2 separate regions of the Homo sapiens genome follow, and region 2 is linked to region 1. A link is a loop called in an ENCODE intact Hi-C map of the cell type or tissue named here. Cell type or tissue: HepG2. All regions are shown on one strand. Links, peaks and the distances in the headings refer to the core of each region. The heading gives the core; the rest is flanking DNA.

The links. Hi-C counts contacts between places; a loop is a spot of excess contacts. Peaks named below come from ENCODE experiments on the same cell type or tissue, not always from the same donor. Only the 100,000 strongest peaks of a DNase experiment are listed, where the experiment ranks them.
Region 2: a loop joins it to region 1, with 5 times the contacts of the local background. A loop is called at or near these places in 4 of 110 quality-filtered maps.

What each region holds. Positions count from the first base shown.
Region 1 is chr10:14,987,763-14,997,300 of GRCh38, reverse strand. It overlaps a transcript of MEIG1 not described here. Among named protein-coding and RNA genes, the nearest start is that of MEIG1, 33 kb to the right of the region's middle. RefSeq lists enhancers at 4,583-5,113, 5,114-5,645. In HepG2, for the core only: a CTCF peak has its summit at 5,726 (motif pointing right); a DNase peak (open chromatin) is centred at 5,720; H3K4me3 peaks cover 301 bases.
Region 2 is chr10:15,080,520-15,090,057 of GRCh38, reverse strand. ACBD7 (acyl-CoA binding domain containing 7) reads left to right here and starts at 1,282. Exons shown (of 4, transcript NM_001039844.3): 1 at 1,282-1,341. The coding sequence starts at 1,330. ACBD7-DCLRE1CP1 (ACBD7-DCLRE1CP1 readthrough) reads left to right here and starts at 1,282. Exons shown (of 8, transcript NR_144471.1): 1 at 1,282-1,341. RefSeq lists a silencer at 1,108-1,497 and enhancers at 5,557-6,079, 6,080-6,603. In HepG2, for the core only: no CTCF peak of the experiment used is centred there; a DNase peak (open chromatin) is centred at 5,357; H3K4me3 peaks cover 1,967 bases.

The DNA.
Region 1 (9,538 bases), core at 4,703-7,202:
AGAATGTACCCGCATTGGGACATCAGTAGTAACATCTCTTCAAGACAATATGAATAATATCAAAGGGTGTACACGCATTGAGAAATGAGTAGTGAACTCCCGCTAGGATATTAGGAATTTGATAACAGGATCTACACGCCCTGTGACATTAGCAGTAACGTTTTCCTAGATTACGAAGAATATGAAAGGGTGTACAGGACCTGTGAATTACGAGCAGCATTTCCATAGCATATTGCACGTAGCATCACTGTGTGAACACGCCGTGTGACGTTAGGGGTAACACCCCACAAAATTATAAAGAATAGTTTCACAAGGTGTGCACCCTCTGTGACATTAAAAGTAACATTTCCCTAGAATATGACAAAAATATCACAGAGTGTACACCCTCTGTGATATGAGGAGTGACATCTTATGAGGATAATAAGAGTAATTGGACAAGGCGTACAAACCCTGTGACATAAGGGGTGACATCCCTCTAGGACATTATGGATAATATCAAAAGGAACATACCCCGTGTGACAATAAATGCAACCTCCCTTTAGGAGAATAAGAATAACACCACAAGGTGTACACACAATGTGACATTATGATTAAGGTAAAGCTAGAATATTGGGAATAACATCACAGTGTACAGAGTCCTGTGACATCAGGTCTAACATTCCCCTACAAAATTACGAATAATATTGAAGGGTGTATACCCCTGCGACTTTATCAGCCGCATCTTGCTAGAATATGGAAGATAATGTCCCAGGGAGTGAACCGAGGGTGGCAGCATAGAAAGGATCCCAGGAAAAATCAGGGAGTAATATCACCCCGCTCTCCCCGCTGGATATTACGATCCACATCGCAGGAGGGCGGTGGGCCACCGAGATGCGGGGAGTAATATCGCACCCCACTCTCCGCCTAGATATTCCGAGCCACATCGCAGGGGCGCGGGCGACCAGCGATGCGGGGAGTAATATCACCCGCCCATCCCCCGTGGATATTACGATCCACGACTCATGGGGGCGGGAGCCCACGCGATTCGGGGAGTAAAATCATCCCCCACTCCAACCCTGGATATGAAGATCCACATCGCCGAGGGGCGGGCGCCCGCCCACATAAGGGGAGTAATATCAACCCCCACTCCCCACCGGATATGACGAACCACATCGCAGGGGGGCCGACGCCCCCCTCCTTGCGGGGAGTAATATCACCCCAATCTCCCACCCTGGATATGACGATCCACATTGCAGGGGGGCGGGCGCACTCCGCGATACGAGGAGTCATATCACCACCCTCTCGACTCCGGGGTATGACGACCCCCATCGCAGGGGGGCGAGGCGCCCCCCGCGATGCGGGGAGTAAAGAGCCAGCCCCTCTTGCCCCCCTGGCTCTTAGGATCCGCGGTGGACTCACAGCCTGTTTATCATATTGTGAGTAATATCATCTTCCCCTCTGCACATTATGAACTGTTTCACAGACCTGTGTACACCGAGGGTGTACAGAAGTTGTACACTCGTGTGCATTGGGAGTCATATCATCCTCTTCCTCCCTGAATATTTGGAACAGTATCACAGGGGTGTTTCTACTCCCTTGGATATCGGGTGTCATGTCCTCCTCTCCCACGTTGAAATTAGAAACAATATCATTGGGGGCTTGTCCACCTTCTGTGATATTGAAAGTAATATTATCCTCTTCCCTCCGGGATCATGCGAACAATATCCTTGGGGGTGTCCACTCTTTGCCATATATGTAGTCATATCACCCCCTCTACCTTGGAATATTTTTAAGGACCATCTCACACGGGGGTGTACACTTCCTGCGATGTTGGGAGTAATAGCATTCTCTTCTTCCGTGAATATTAGGAGCAAAGTCACCTGGTGGATGCACACACAGTGCTATATTGAATGTAACGTCATACTCCACCCCCGCAGATTATATTCAGATCAATATCACCGGCTGGGTGTACACCTACTGCGATTTTGAACGTAATATCATGCTCTCTCCCTCTCTGGACATTAGGAGCAATATCGCAGGTGGGTGTACACCCACTGAGGTATTAGGGCGTAATATTAGTATGAATTATTCCTCATTTATTATTAACATGAATATGAATGACCGATATTAATATTAATATTAAGAAATAATTGCTAATAAAATGTTTTCAGATTATTAATATTAATATCAATTATTAGGAGCTAATATTACCGTTTTCTAATGAATAAGATCAATATCAGTTATTAGTAGCAGGCGTCATTAATCATTAATATTAATCATGTATTGTTATCGTTAGTATAACTATTTAATATTAGTTATGATTATTATCGGTATTGATTTTAAAAATTATATTATGGGTTTTTAATATTGATAATTATCAGTGTCAATTAATAATTGAGATTATTAATTGCGGTAAGTCGCATTGCTTCATTGCACCCCTCCCTCGGCAGCTCGTTTAGGACCCTAAACGGGGACACAAATGCCCCTGAGAGAGCAGCGGTAGACTGGGATAGATGAGGATGGTCACGTGGTGGAGAGGCGTGTTTTTGGGTACCAGCCCTTCACCTGCGTCGACCTTCTCAACTGGAAAAACAATACACCGCCCTCTACCCAAAAGCCACAAGCCCTAATTGATTTGCTCCAAGCTGTTATCCAGACCCAAAACCACACCTGGGCTGATTGGCACCAGTTGCTCATGTTCCTCTTTAACAGCGAAGAAAGGCGGAGAGTCCTCCAAGCAGCAACTAAGTGGCTAGAGGAACATGCACCAGCTGATTATCAAAATCCCCAAGAGTATGGAAGGACCCAGTTGCCAGGAACCGACCCCCAGTTGGACCCACATGGAAGAGAGGATATGCAAAGGCTAAACCGACACAAGGAAGCTCTCTTGGAAGGATTAATGAGGGGAGCTCAGAAGGCCACAAACGTTAACAAGCTCTCTGAGGTCATTCAGGGAAAAGAAGAAAGTCCAGCACAATTCTACGAGAGACTGTGGGAGGCCTATCGTAGGTATACTCCCTTTGATCCCGATAGCCCTGAAATCAGCGCGTGATTCACATGGCTTTAGTCCGTCAAAGTGCAGAAGACATGAAAAGAAAACTAGACAAACAGGCTGGGCTTGAAGGGATGAATCCATCCCAATTACTAGAAATATCTAGCCAGGTGTTTGTAAACAGGGATGCAGTAAGCCGTAAGGAAAACGGCAAAGAGAATGGAGGTCAGGCCCGGCGACACGCCTACCTGTTTGTCAGCTGCAGCAATCAGAGGGGCCCCCGCAAAGAGGCAAGGGAAGGGGGGCCCTGGGAAAGAAACTCAGCTTGGCTGTCAGAGTTTGCAGCGTAACCAGTGTGCTCATTGTAAAGAAATAGGACAGTGGAAGAAAAAATGCCCTGAGCTCAAAAGAAAACAAGGTGACTCAGAGCAGGAGGCCCCGGAAAAGGAGGAAGGGGCCCTGCTCAACCTGGCAGAAGGGTTATTGGACTGAGGGAGACCGGGCTCAAGCGTCCCCAAAGAGCCTCTGGTCAGAATGACAATCGGGGGTGGAGACATTGACTTTCTTGTAGATAGCGGTGCTGAACATTCGCTAGTAACTGCCCCGGTCGCCCCCTTATCCAAAAAGACTGTTGACGTCATCGGAGCCACGGGGGTTTCCGCAAAGCAAGCTTTCTGCTCGCCTCGGACTTGTACTGTAGGAGGACATAAAGTCATTCATCAGTTTTGGTACATGCCTGACTGTCCCTTGACCTTTTCGCGAAGGGACTTGCTCAGCAAGCTGAGAACCACTATCTGTTTGACAGAGCATGGCTCTTCGTTGCTAAGATTACCCAGAACGGGAGTCATTATGACCCTTATGGTCCCCCAAGAGGAGGAATGGAGACTTTTCTGAACGGAGCCGAGCCAAGAGAGAAGACCAGCACTGGCTAAGCGGTGGCCAAGAGTACGGGCAGAAGACAACCCTCCGGGATTTGCCAGTTAATACTGGGGCCCAGCCGGTGAGGCAAAAACAGGAGCCGGTCCCCAGAGAAGCCCTTCAAGGTATCCAGGTCCGTCTCAAGCACCTAAGAACTTTTGGAATGATTGTTCCTTGTCAGTCTCCATGGAACACTCCCCTCCTGCCTGTTCCCAAGCCACGGACCAAGGACTACCAGCTGGTACAGGATTTGCGCTTGCTTCATCAAGCTACACTGACTTTCCATCCAACAGTACCTAACCCGTCCACATTGTTGGGGTTGCCGCCAGCTGAGGACAGCTGGTTCACCTGCTTGGACCTGAAAGACGTTTTCTTTGCTATCAGATTAGCCCCTGAGAGGCAGAAGCTGTTTGCCTTTCAGTGGGCAGATCCGGAGTCAGGTGTCACTACTCAGTACACTTGGACCGGTCTCCCCCATGAGTTCAAGAACTTCCCCACCATCCTCGGGGACGCGTGGGCTCGAGACCTCCAGAAGTTTCCCAGCAGAGACCTAGGCTGCGTGTTGCTCCAGTAGGTTGATGACCTTCTGCTGGGACACCCCACGGCAGTCGGGTGTGCCAAGGGAATAGATGCCCTACACCGGCACCTGGAGGACTGTGGGTAAAAGGTGTCCAAGAAGAAAGCTCAGATCTGCCGACAGCAGGTAGGTTACTTGGGATTGACTATCCGACAGGGGTCGGAACGCAACCTGGGATCAGAAAGAAAGCAGATCATTTGCCATCTAGCGGAGCCTAAGGGCAGAAGGTAGGTAAGAGAATTCTTAGGAGCTGTGGGCTTTTGTAGACTGTGGATCCCAAAGTTTGCAGAATTAGCCAGCCTTTGTATGAGGTTACCAAGGGGGCGGGGACCGGGAACTTTTGGAATGCGGATCCCAACAACAGCAAGTCTTTCATGAGTTAAAGGAAAAACTTCTGGCTGCCCCAGCCCTGGGGCTACCCGATCTGACAAAGCCTTTTCCATTGTATGCATCAGAGAGAGAAAAGATGGCAGCTGGACTTTGATCCTAAACTGTGGGTCCCTGGCCGAGGCCGGTGGCCTACCTCTCTCAACAACTAGACGGGGTTTCTAAAGGATGGCCCCCCTGTTGGAAGGCCTTGGCAGCAACTGCCCTGCCAGTACAAGAAGCAAATAAGCTGACTCTTGGGCAAAACTTGAACATAAAGGCCTCCCGTGCTGTGGTGACTTTAATGAACACTAAAGGACATCATTGGCTAACGAAAGCCAGACTCACCAAGGACGAAACTTTGCTCTGTGAAAGTCCCCATATAACCATTGAAGTTTGTAACACCCTACACCCCGCCACCTTGCTGCAGGTATCAGAGAGCCCTGTCGAGCCTGATTGTGTAGAAGTGTTGGACTCAATTGACTCTAGCAGACCTGACTTCCGGGACCAGCCTTGGGCATCAGTAGACTGGGAACGATATGTGGATGGGAGCAGCTTCTTCAACCCCCAAGGAGAGAGAGGTGCAGGGTATGCAGTGATAACCCTGGGCACTGTTGTTGAAGCCAGATCATTGCCCCAGGCCACTTCAGCCCAGAAAGCTGAACTCATTGCTTTCATTCGGGCCTTAGAACTCAGTGAGGGTGAGACTGTCAACATTTACACTGATTCTCGGTATGTCTTTTTAACCCTTCAAGTGCATGTAGCGTGATAGAAAGAAAAGGGCCTATTGAACTCTGGGGGAAAAGACAGAAAATATCAACAAGAAATCTTCCAATGATTAGAAGCAGTATGGAGACCCCACAAGGTGGCAGTTAAGCATTGCAGAGGACACCAGCGAGCTTCCACCTTGCTGGGTTTGGGGAATTCCGGCGCTGACTCAGAGGCTCGAAAAGCAGCATCTGCCCCCTTCTGGGCATCAGTGCTCCCTCAAGCACCTGATCTTGGACCTGCTTCTTCTAAAGAAGAAAAGGACTGTCTCCAGGTAGAGGGAAGGACAAGTGATGGAGGAAGGATGGATTCGGTTACCACATGGGAGAGAAGCTGTGCCACAGCTGCTAGGAGCTGCAGTTGTACTGGCTGTGCAAGAAACCACCCATCGAGGTCAGGAGTCACTGGAAAAGTTGTTAGGCCGGTATTTCTACATCTCGCCTTTGTCAGCCCTTGCCAAAACTGTGAGGCAGCGGTGTGTTACCTGCCGACAGCATGATGCGGGGCAAGGTGCAGCCGTTCCGCCCGGCATACGAGCTTATGGAGCAGCCCCCTTTGAAGGTCTCCAGGTGGACTTCACAGAGACGCCCAAGTGTGGAGGTAACAAGTATGTACTAGTTCTTGGGCGTACCTGCTCTGGGTGGGTGGAGGCCTATCCAACATGAACTGAGAAAGCTCATGAAGTAACCCCTGTGCTTCTTCGAGATGTGATTCCTAGATTTCGACCGCCCTTACGGATCGGCTCAGACAACGGGCCTGTGTTTTTGGCTGCCTTGGTACAGAAGACGGCAAAGGTATTGGGGATCACATGGAAACTGCATGCCGCCTACCGGCCTCAGAGTTCCGGAAAGGTGGAGCGGATGAATCGGACTTTCAAAAACAGTACTATTGTCTTTCCCGCTGGATATGTAAAACAACACCACAAGGGGCGTCAAACCACCTGCTAAATTTGAGGGAATATTATCCTCTGCCCCCCTCCCCCGGCCCCGGACATTAGAGACAATAACACAGGGGTGATGTACACCCACTGCTTTATTGGGAGTAATATCATCCTCTCCCTTCTTGGATATTAGGAACAATATCACACTGTGCGTGTACGCCTGTCGCGAAATTCAATGGAATGTCATCCTGCGCCTGCCTGGATATGACGAACAATATCACGGGGGATGTACAACTTCTGAGATACTGGGAGTGATACCACCCTCTCCCCTCTGGAAGTTAGGGACAATATCACAGGGGTAGTGTACAGCCTCTGGGATGTTGGGACTAATATCATCCTCCCGCCCACTGGATATTAAAAACCATATCACAAGGGGCGTGTACACACACTTCGATATTGGTATGAATACCATCCTCTCCCTCTTTGGATATTCGGTGCCATATTTCAGGTGGGGTATACACCACCTACAATATTGGCAGTAATATGATTTTCTCCCCCCCCTGGATATCAGAAACAATATCACAGGGGGTTGTGAACAATCCCTGCGATATTTGGAGTAATATCATCGTCTCCCCTCATGATTATTAAGAACAACATCGTAGGGGTGGGGGATGTACACCCCCTTTCATATTTGATATCATCCTCTTCCCCCCTGGATATTAGGAACAATATCAGGAAGGGATGTACAGACTCTGCAACCTTTGCGGTCATAGAATTGTCTGTCCCCTAGATATTAGGAAAAAATGTCACTGGGGATGTGAACAGCCCTGTGATATTGAGAGTAGTATCATCCTGTCCCCCCTTGCATATTGGGAACAACATCACAGGTGGGGTGTACTGCCTCTGTGATATTGGGAGTGAAGTTTTCCTCTCTTCCCCTGGACATTAGGAAGGGTATCAGAGGGGGAGTGTGTACATTCCCTGCGTTATTCAACGTAACCTTATCCCCTCCCTCCCAGGGTATTCAGAACAATATTACAGGAGGGGTGTACACCCTCTGCGATATTGAGAGTCATATCATCCTCTTTCACTCTGGATGTTAGGAACAATATCACAGAGTTGCGTACACCCCCTGCGATATTGGGAGTCATATCATCCTCTCTCCCTGTGGATATTAGGAAGAGTATCACAGAGCTGTGGAAACCCCCTGCGGTACTGGGAGTAATATCATCCTCTCTCCCTCTGAATATAGGAAGATTTTCACAAGGGTGTGTACACCCCCTGCGATATTGGGAGTAAGATCATCCTCTCCACCCAGGAAATGACTAACAAGGTCACGGGGGAGTGTGCTTCCCCTGCGATATTGGCAGTAATGTCATCCTCCCCAAACCTGGATGTTAGCAACGAGATCACAGAGGGGGTGTACACACCCTGCGACATTGGAAGTAATATGATCCTCTCCCCACCTGGATACTGGGAAAGATAGCACAGCGCGGGTATACGTTTCCTACGCTGTTGGGAGTAACATCATTCTTTTCCTTTCTGGATATTAGGAAGAATATCACAGGGGTACTGTACAATTACTTCGATATTGGGAGTAATATCATCCTCTATTTTCCCGGATATTGGGCACAAAAACACAAAAGGTTGTACAACCCCTGTGATATTGAGAGTAATAACATACTCTCCTTCCCTGGATGTTAGAAAACAATATCATCAGGGCTGAACACCCCCCGCGATAATGGGAGTCATGTTTACTCTTTCACAGGCCATTTGGAACAATATCACAGGGGGCGTTTACAAACAGGGGTGGTGTACACCCCCTGTTATATTGGGAGTAACATCATTCTCTCCACCTCCGGATATTAAGAACAATATCCCGGCGGGAGGTGGTACACCCCCAGTGATATTACGAATAATGTCATCCTCTCCTTCCCTGGATATTAGGAACAATATCACAGGGGGGTGTACACCTTCTGTGATATGGGAAGCAATATCATCCTCTCCCCCGCTGGATAATAGAAAAAAAATCACTCACAGTGTACACCCACTGTGATATGAGGAGTAATATCTTCCTAGGGTATTACAAATAATTTCACAGTCTGTACACACATGGTGTACACTCACTGTGATATTAGGAGTAATATCTACCTAGTAGATAACAAATAACATCGCAGGGTGTACACCCACTTTGATATTAGCTGTAATATTTTTCAAAGTTGTTACAAATAAGATCACAGGGTGTACAAACATGGTGTACACTCACTGTGATATCAGGAGTCGTATCTCTGTAATATATTATGAATAATATCACAGGTTGTACGTCCACTGTATTATTAGGAGTAATATCTCTGTAGGATATTACAATTAATATCACAGGGTGTAGAGCCACCGTGATATTAGGAGCAATATCTTTCTAGGATATTACAAATAATATCACAGGGTGTACGCCCACTCTACTGTCAGGAGCAATATCTCCCTAGGATATCAAAAATCCTATCACATGTTGTCCAATCTCTGCCTTCCATGTTCTAAGGGATTCTCCTGCTTCAGCCTCCCGAGTAGCTGGGGTTACCCGCCACCACGCCTGGCTAAATTTTTTTTATTTTCACTCGAAACGGGGTTTCACCACGTTGGCCAGGCTGGTCTGGAACTCGTGATCTCAGGTGATCCATCAGACTCGGCCACCCAAAGTGCTGGGATTACAGTTGTGAGCCATGGTGCTGGGCCAAGAGTTAGAGATTCAATTCATTTGGAAACACAGCTCCCATTTTTAAGTGTGCATGTACTTTTATGAAGAAGTGATGTCAGAAAACCGAAGGATGATAATAAATATGAAAAGTAACAGGTATGTGAAAAGGTGTTCCCATTGAGAACTATAAGGTTCGATTTCGTTTTCAGATAATGGGGTCGTAGCTCTCGTGTCGTCCTTTTACATATTCTACATCAATGGAAGTTGTAGCACGGTGTCAGAATAAAGTAGAGTGTATTTCACGGCTTCTTAATTTCTTTCAATTAGACTGAGATCTTTTTCTGAAAGAGAGAAGGATATTTTCAT
Region 2 (9,538 bases), core at 4,413-6,912, 93 kb before region 1:
CTGTGCCTTTACCATAATTAAAAACAAGTTAAGCTGATTATAGCATGTGTCCAGAATTTAGGTGGTTTTGCTTTATAAAGAGAAGAGGTGCAAACCACAGGCCACTTTCTCTCATGATAAACAGCGCCTGGAGGCAGCGTGGAGGAGACACATCCATCATCCACGTTTCTAGGAATAATGGACATGAGAGAAGTATGTATAAAGAAGGAATCCTGTGCTTCGGGAAGCCGAGGTGGGAGGATCGCTTGAGGTCAGGAGTTCGAGACCAGCCTGGGCAACCTAGTGAGACGCCCCCCCCACCACCTCTCTTAAAAAAAAAAAAAACACATATATATATATTTTTTAATTTGCACTTTTAATTTATAAAATTTTTAATTTTTAACATTTTAAATATATATAAATTTATATATAATTTTTAGAGAAAAAATATATAATATATATATACCTAGGAAGACCCCAACCTCTGAAAAAAATTTATATATATAAATTTTTAATTTATAAAATTTTAAATACATATTTACTTATTCTTTTTTTTTTTTGAGACGGAGTTTCACACTTGTTGCCCAGGCTGGAGTGCAATGGTGCAATCTTGGCTCACCACAGCCTCCACCTCCCGGGTTCAAGCGATTCTCCTGCCTCAGCCTCCCGAGTAACTGGGATTACAGGTATGCGCCACCACACCCGGCTAATTTTGTATTTTTAGTAGAGACAGGGTTTCTCCATGTTGGTCAGGCTGGTCTCGAACTCCCGACCTCAGGTGATCTGCCGGCCTCAGCCTCCCAAAGTGTTGGGATTACAGGCGTGAGGCACCGCGCCCGGCCAATACATATTTACATGTATAAATTTTTTTAAATTGAAAAAATTACATATGTATTTTAAGAGAGTTGGGGCGGGTCTCTCTAGATAAATATATATCTCTCTCTCTATATATATATATATTTTTTCTCTCTCTCTCTCTCTCTCTGTCTCTCTCCTTCTTTCTTTCTTTCGAAGGCATTCCAGGGGAGGCCTGTGCCCTACGGAGACCTCTCTGGGTTTCCTGCAAAGAACCGCTTGAGAAAGAATAGAAGAGAGAGCCAAGAGCGGAGAGAAACTCATTTAAATTCTCCTGTCTTCGCCTTTCCATTTGCAGCCTGGGGAACCCGGCGTGCAGTACCGCTCACCGCCCAGCCTCGCCCCCGCGCCCGCGACCAATGGGAGGCGGCCGGGCCGGGAGCGCGGCCAATGGCAGCGGCCGGAGGAGACGCGGCCGTTTAAGAAGCGGTGGGTGCGAGAGGGGGCAGAGCACCGGACGACAACAGCAGCAGCAACAACGCGGCAGCCGCCACCATGGCCCTGCAGGTACCCGGGGCGCGGGGAGGCCACGCGGGAGGGGCGCTCCGCGAGGGGAGTGCTTAAGTGGGGCTCCGGGTGGGCTTGGCGCCCCTGGGAGCGGTCGGCGGTGACCCGGGGGACACGCCCACTCCTTCCCCAGCGCCCCAGATGGCAGTGTAGACCGCACCTGTGCCTGCTGACGGCGAGCCAGGGCTCCCAGGGCAACCCTTCCGGACCCCAGGGGCCGGGTGAGCGGAAAAGCAGGCAAGGCAGGAGCGCCGGGGAGCACGGAGCGGGCCTCCTCCTCTCCGTCTCCGAGAGGGAGTCGAGATCCCCCGCTCCCGCCCCTTCGCTCGTTGGGACCTCCAGGACCTCTCTTAGTGTCATACTGAGCAGAAGAGATCTGTGAGGCTCCAATTTAAAAATACTGTTTTATAGGTATGTGAAAAAAATTGTTAAGGGTGGAAAACTTTGGAAAAGACAACAAATATAAAGTAATAATTACTGATAATAATCCAATGATAATTCCTTCACCCAGGTGATAATCACTGCTACATGCTAGGGTAATTCCTAGTATGTCCTAGTATGTTATTTTCCATGTGTGTATGTGTGTGGCATATATCTACACACATACCTATGATGTTATTGTGTATATAGTTTTATTCCTACACGTAAAACAGTAATATGAGCATTTTCTCATTATTAAATATTCTAAAATGTAATTTTATTTTTCTTTTTTGAGACAGAGTCTCATTCTGTTGCCCAGGTTGAGGCGCAGTTGGTGCGATCTCTGCTCACTGCAACCTCTGCTCACTGCAACCTCCACCTCCCAGGTGTAAGCGATTCTCATGTCTCAGCCTCCGCAGTAGCTGGGGTTACAGGTGCACGCCACCACGCCCGGCTGATTTTTGTAATTTTTTTTTTTTTTTTTTAAGATGGAGTCTCATTCTGTCACCCAGGCTGTTTGAGATGGAGTCTCACTCTGTCACCCAGGCTGGAGTGCAGTGGTGCAATCTCAGCTCACCGCAACCTCCGCCTCCCAAGTTCAAGTGATTCTCCTATCTCAGCCTCCCAAATAGCTGGGATTATAGGCGTGCGCCGCCACTCCTGGCTATTTTTCTCTATTTTTAGTGGAGATGGGGTTTCGCTGTGTTGGCCAGACTGGTCTCCAACTCCTGACCTCAAGTGATCCACCCGCCTTGGACACCCAAAGTGCTGGGATTTCAGGCGTGAGCCACCACGCCCGGCCTCTAAAATGTAATCTTTTACATGCACAAAATTTCATAGAACGTGGCTCACTTCTTTAACCATTTCAGTCAGGCAAGACGTTATCCTGCGTAAAGTTGTAATACATACTTCAGGGCCATCTGGGTTCAAATGTGTGCCTCACTTCTACTTAGCCTGTGACATAGTTAACCTCTCCGTGCCTCAGTTTCTTTATCTAAAAATGCAGGAGAGATACATTAAATGAGTTATATGTATAAAGCATTTAAAACAATGTTTGGCATGTGGTAGAAGTCCAATAAGGATAAGCTTGTGGTGGAACATTTAGTTTGTTTGTTTTGAGACAGGGTCTCACTCTGTCACCCAGGCTGGAGTGCAATGGCATGATCTCAGCTCACTGCAGCCTTGACCTCCTGGGCTCAAGTGATCCTGCCACTTCAGCCTCCCAAGTAGCTTGGACCACAGGCACCTGCCACCACACCTGGCTATTTTTTTTTTTTTTTTTTGAGATGGAGTTTCACTCTTGTTGCCCAGGCTGGAGTGCAATGGCGCAATCTTGGCTCACCGCAACCTCCACCTTCTGGGTTCAACCGATTCTCCTGCCTCAGCCTCCTGAGTAGCTGGGATTACAGGCATGTGCCACCACACCCAATTAATTTTGTATTTTTAGTAGAGATGGAGTTTCTCCATGTTGGTCAGGGTGGTCTCAAACTCCTGACCTCAGGTGATCTGCCCGCCTCAGCCTCCCAAAGTGCTTGGATTACAGGTGTGAGCCACCATGCCAGGCTTTCCTTTTTTGTATCTTTTGTAGACATTTGGTTTTGCTGTGTTGCCCAGGCTGATCTCCAACTCCTGAGCTCAAGCGATCCACCCGCCTTGGCCTCCCAAAGTGCTGGGATTACAGGCATGAGCCACCTTGCCTGGCTCAAATATTCTTGTGCGTGACTTATGTGTTTATACTGAACTCTCTCCAAAATGATCAAAATGTTCTTTCTAAAATTTCCTGAAAGATCTGAAAGTTTCCTTTTTAGCTTAGTACTTTGGTTTTCTGTTGTTGTTTGCTTTTAAAATACTTGCAACGAGGAATTAAGAGTTGAGGAACATCACAGAAAAGCAGTATGCTAAGAAGTATTAACATCGACCCATGATATTATCTACTAATAATGCATTTGCGTGTCAACAATATTGGGGGAAGGTAACTTTTTTTTTTTTTGAGATGGTGTCTTGCTCTGTTGCCCAGGCTGGAGTGCAATGGCGTGATCTTGACTCACTGCAACCTCCACCTCCCAGATTCAAGCAATTCTCCTGCCTTAGCCTCCTAGTAGCTGGAATTACAGGTGCCTGCCACCACGGCCGGCTAATTTTTGTATTTTTAGTAGAGACAGGGTTTCACCATGTTGGCCAGGCTGGTCTTGAACTCCTGACCTCAAGTGATCTGCCTGCCTCAGCCTCCCAAAGTGCTGGGATTACAGATGTGAGCTACCACGCCCAGCTGAAAGTAACTTTTAAAAATGACAACTAATAACTGGCTGACATATTGAAATCTCTTCTGTCTTTATTACCTCACTGGCATGTGCGGGGATCATATTGGTACTAGTGTTCTGCCAAGATGCTCACTGAGTGGAAATGAGAGGAAAGGTGACTAGTTCAGGGTCCCCAGTCTTCTATTTATTTACACAAGAATAAGTATACTGGCAGACTGTCATTGGAGTAGCAAAACAAATGGAATTTCTAATTCGGCTATAGCCTCCTGATTTTATCTGAAAATTACAATATGTTTCCATCCTCACCAAAGCATTTAGGAGAGCTGATGTTTATCCTAAATGGACAAATTTCTTTCCTAGATGATGAAGCTAAAAAACAGACTTCTTCCTCTAGAATATGTATCTTTTCAAGTCTAGGGTACTGATGATTTTAACAACTGGCAAAAAAAGACTAACCTCTTCCCCCAGCCCACATTTGTGTGACCTAAGAACCCTGCAGTTCCTTGAGTGTGAGAATTTTTTATCTTCTTAATTGGGTTGCTCAATGGGAAAGAATTGCTCAAGAAGACCTTGCCAACCCCCTATGTGGGATGACCATGTTCATTGCAGAAAGTAAAGTCAGGTGAGGTGAGAGCCACCCTCGGAGGCTGTCTTCAGCGGGGCTGAAATGTGAAAGGTAATTTACACAGCAGCCCGCCTAGTCAGCACGGAAGGATGCACCCAGGATGTACCCAGTGTGAGTGATGCTGGCGTAACTTCTACGCCAAAGGTGGGGTGAGGGAGCCTAGTGTCAAAAGTTGAACAGGAGAGAGTCCAGGGAGGGGCTGTAGTAGCCTTAAGGCAGTTTGTCTTGCAGAATCCCAAGCTCGGGTGACCGGGAGATAATGCACAAAACATTCAACCAGGATGCCGAGGACCCCTCGCTCAGGAGAAATCAGCTCAGCATTGGCTGCAGTTCCTGCCAAAGGCAGCAAGCCCAGCTCTGCAACAGGATACTGCAAAACTGTGATGCCTTTCTCTCAGGATGAGGCAGGAGAATAGGGTCTGGAGGCAGGGAACCTAAGGCCGATTCACACTGACTTTGTAGAACTAAATCAAAACCCCAACTTTCCACACCTATGTAATAAAAGGACCGGAGGCTACTCCCTTTGCAACCTCCTCCCCACTTTCTGTGTGGCAGATGGAAAATTGAAAGTATCTCTGACTGGTTGCTTTCTGCAACCAATCAGACATTTGCACAGGAATGTACCTTTGTAACTTCATTTCAGCCTCTGATTGGTTGCTTTCCCCAACCAGTCAGACTGATCGTGAGCCAAGTCTTTATTTGCATAGAAGTGTAACTTTGTAACTTCAGCCTCTGATTGCAGGCCGCTACTTCATTTACATAGGATGCACACCAAGTAACCAATGGGAAGCCTCTGGAGGGCGTTTAAGCACAGAAAATTCTGTAACAGGGATCTTGAGTCCCTGTGCTCGGCCTGCTCCCACCCTGTGGAATGTACTTTCGCTTTCAGTAAATCTCGGCTTTTGTTGCTTCATTGTTTCCTTGCTTTGTTTGTGCATTTTGTCCAATTTTTTGTTCAAAATGCCAAGAACTTGGGCACCCTCCACTGGTAACAAGAATGCTTTGGAATTCAATGTCCATGGCTCTATATTTAAAGCTGCATCTCACCTATGATAACTTTCTGATCCCCCTAAAGTCTGCTCGCTCGTTAACCATCCAACAAGGATGTACTTAATAGACTCAGACCAGGCTCACGCCACCCACCAGCAGTCCGTGAGGCCCCGTGGGTGCTGCCAAGGTGATTATTGATTGATTGTTTATTTATTGATTTGTGAGTATTTATGCAACCCCACATAGCCTTTATGTTGAGCTCTAGTAAGTTCTGTCCACACCGCTGGGAGCAGCTTTCCCTGCCCCTCTGCAGCCAACAATCGCAGACCCGATCCCATCTCATCTCAGGGATGGCTTTTTCCGTTCCGTACCTTCCCGTCTGTGCTACCTCCTGTGTTCCCAGAGCAACTGCTGCACCTTATTTGCAGCAAGTCCCCTGTGGTCACCGTTGCCCTGTTCATCTCCCACCAGGCTATGAGCGCCTTCAAGCACGCTGCCTTGTGCATGCCCATCTGCCTGGCAAAGGCCTGGCCTGTCGGAGGTGTTCAGTAAGTAGGTTTGTTAATTAGTATGAGCTGTGAGATGAACTCTGGGAGGGCAGACTCCATAGGATCAAATCAAGAATATTTTACATTCTTGGCCGGGCATCGTGGCTCACGCCTGTAATCCCAGCACTTTGGGAAGCAGAGGTAGGCAGGTCACTTGAGTTCAGGAGTTCAAGACCAGCTTGGCCAACATGGCAAAACCCTATCTTTATTAAAAATACAAAAAAATTAGCCAGGCGTGGTGGTGCATGCCTGTAATCCTAGCTACTTGGGAGGCTGAGGTGGGAGGATCGCTTGAACCAGGAGGTGGAGGTTGCAGTGAGCCGTGATTGTGCCGCTGTACTCTAGCTTGGACAACAGAGCGAGACTGTCTCAAAAAGAAAATTATATTCTTAATCATCCTTAACCCTAGCACAAAAAGAGGCTGATATTCTCTTTTTGTGGCCGAAGCTGCATCTTAGAGGAGCTTTGTTTGTTGCATCGAGTCCCAGGGCAGTGTGTCTCAAAGCTGGAAGTCAAACCTGAGTATCCTGGCCAAGGCCAATGTTGTTTGTACTCCAGCTCATCATGGCTGGGATGGGAAAGGCCTCCTGCAGGAAGGTGCATCAGAACAGCCCCTTAAGGCAGGAATGTATTGCACTGAGGTGCCAGAACCAGACAGGCTAGACAGAGAGAATGATGCTGGCCCCTGCTCTAGAACTGAGTTCCCTACCTAGGGAGGGAGAAAGAGCGGGGACCCCTGAAATGGCATGGGAAACTGTGTGAGGGCATAGCTCTTCTGTGCAGAGGGGTCCAGGACTTTCATTAGATCTTTTTTTCTTTTCTTTTTTCTTTTTTTTGAGACGGAGTCTTGCTCTGTCACCCAGGCTGGAGTGCAGTGGCAGGATCTTGGCTCACTGCAACCTCTGCTCCTGGGTTCAAACTATTTTCCTGCCTCAGTCTCCTGAGTAGCTGGGATCACAGGTGTGAGGCACCGTGCCCAGCTAATTTTTTGTATTTTTAGTAGAGACGGTGTTTCACCATTTTGGCCAGGCTGGTCTCGAACTCTTGACCTTAAGTGAGCCACCTCCCTCAGCCTCCCAAAATGCTGGGATTACAGACGTGAGCCACTGCACCCAGCCCTCATATGGGTTTTCAAGAAGGCTTAGAATTCTAATTAAGGCTTGGCACCTCAAAAGGAGTCGAGTTGCTGTCACTGGAAAATAATATGAGACTTTACAGCAAGCAGAACACCTGAGATGGCCTATAAACCTACAGAGGAAGGTCCTACACCCCTTCTGCATAGCCTTGCCCTCAAGCAGCTCAGCCACTCATGTAGCATTTCAATTTTGTTCTTATTATAAACACAATCCATGCACATTATAGAAGATTTGGAGAGTACAAAAATATTTTAAAACTACATAACTTGCCAGTAATCAGAGGCAATTACTGTTTACATATCTTTAGTATACATCTTTCTAGTTTTTATTTTTTCTATACTACTTACAAAGCTGAGTGTATAAAAAGAATTTGTGTTCTTTGCTAAACCATAAACTAAAAGTATTTCTTATGTCTTGCTTTATTGCAAGTACCTTTTTTTTTTTTTTTTTTTTGAGATAGTCTTGCTCTGTTGCCCAGGCTGGAGTGTAGTGGCATGATCTCGGCTCACTGCAACCTCTACCTCCAGGGTTCAAGCGATTCTCCTGCCTCAGCCTCCCGAGTAGCTGGGATTACAGGCATGTGCCACTATGCCCAGCTAATTTTGTATTTTCAGTAGAGACGGGTTTCTCCATGTTGGTCAGGCTGGTCTCAAACTCCCAACCTTAGGTGATCCACCTGCCTTGGCCTCCCAAAGTGCTGGGATTACAGGTGTGAGCCACTGCGCCCAGCCTGGTCACACAGCTCTTAAGAGATGGAGTTGAGATTCCAATCAAGGCAGTCTGGCTCCAGAGCCATGTTCTTAACCATGGCATTATGTATAAAGCAGCCAAGAGTTTCTTAGGAAGACACTCAGAAGACAAGGCACCCCTTGTTCCATGCCCCGTGCTTCTCAGTCCCCTGTGGGAACTGGGTAGGAGGATGGGCCACGTTCAAGGTTATTTAGGCTGAAGACCCTGATCTCCAACTTACAGGTGATTGTGCTCTTCACAAAACAACTGTTCTGGTTGTGCTACTGTTCGTGGACCAAGCTGAGAGCCCGGCTGCTTACTCTCTCAGCTCAATAACGAGATGCAGATAAACTGGGAGAGAAGAGATTTGATTTCTGTAGCTGGGTGCAAGGAGAAGGACTGCAAATTATTGCGAAGCCAACTCAAAATTACAGAGTTTTCCAGAGCTTATATGCCTGCTAAGTTATATGTCTGCATGTAAGTGTGCGTTCATCTAAAACCTTAAGTGATGAACTTCTTCTAATATATAACTAAGGGCTGAGATCTGAAGACCTTCCTCTGGAGCCTCAGTAAATTTACTTAATCTGGATGGGTCCAGGTGCTGCAGTGATTACCCTTATCTTATTTCCTGCTAAATCATGGAGGGTTGGGGAGTTCCTTCAGACCCCAATAAAACTTGTTTAATCCTAAATGGGTCCTGTTAAGAATTCCTTCATTATCTTGTCATGCCTCAAGCCCCAGGAAGGGCCTGGGCAAAACTCTTGGTGGGCTTTTGTTACCTTGGAGTCTTCGTATGAGGGCACTTGCTCTTTCTGCTTTTAGTATTTAACGTTAACCACTCAGTCAGTGCTGAAACGGTTGTTATGGAGGCCTGCCTGTTTAGCCATTAGGGAAACCTGGCCTGCCACAGTACTGCCTGTCTTTGGGGCTGGAAGGAAACTTGACCCTGCCACTCCGCTGAGCCCGCAGGGTACTGAGGTTACAGTGGGGCTATCCACTTTCTCTCCTAGGCCTTTGGATCCAAAGGGAGCTCTGGCATCAGAGAAGAAGTATGGGGGGCAGGGGGTGGCCAGCATATGTCCTTGAACTTCCCCTGTTTGACAGCCAGCCTACTGACAATTCCTGCTTATCCTGAGTTTTAAAAAATAAGGCAAGGTAAGACACAGTTTAGTTTAAAAATCTATAAAGGAAACTAATCACAAAGCTCTTTGTAGAGTATAAACTAAGAGGTTAGAAAGGGAAAAGGATAAAGATCCTGGGAACACTCAGGCTCTGGAGTAGACTGGACTTCCTTGTCTATTTCAGCCACTGGCTGAACCCTGGGCCAGCCTGAGGGTCTTGCGGGGTTAGGGAGGTCCCAGTTATCAGAGCTAACTCAGGACAAGGCTTAAACTACTTAAGTACATTTGGTTTTTTGTTTTTGTTTTTGAGACAGAGTCTCACTTTGTCGCCCAGGCTAGAGTGCAGTGGTGCTATTTCAGCTCACTG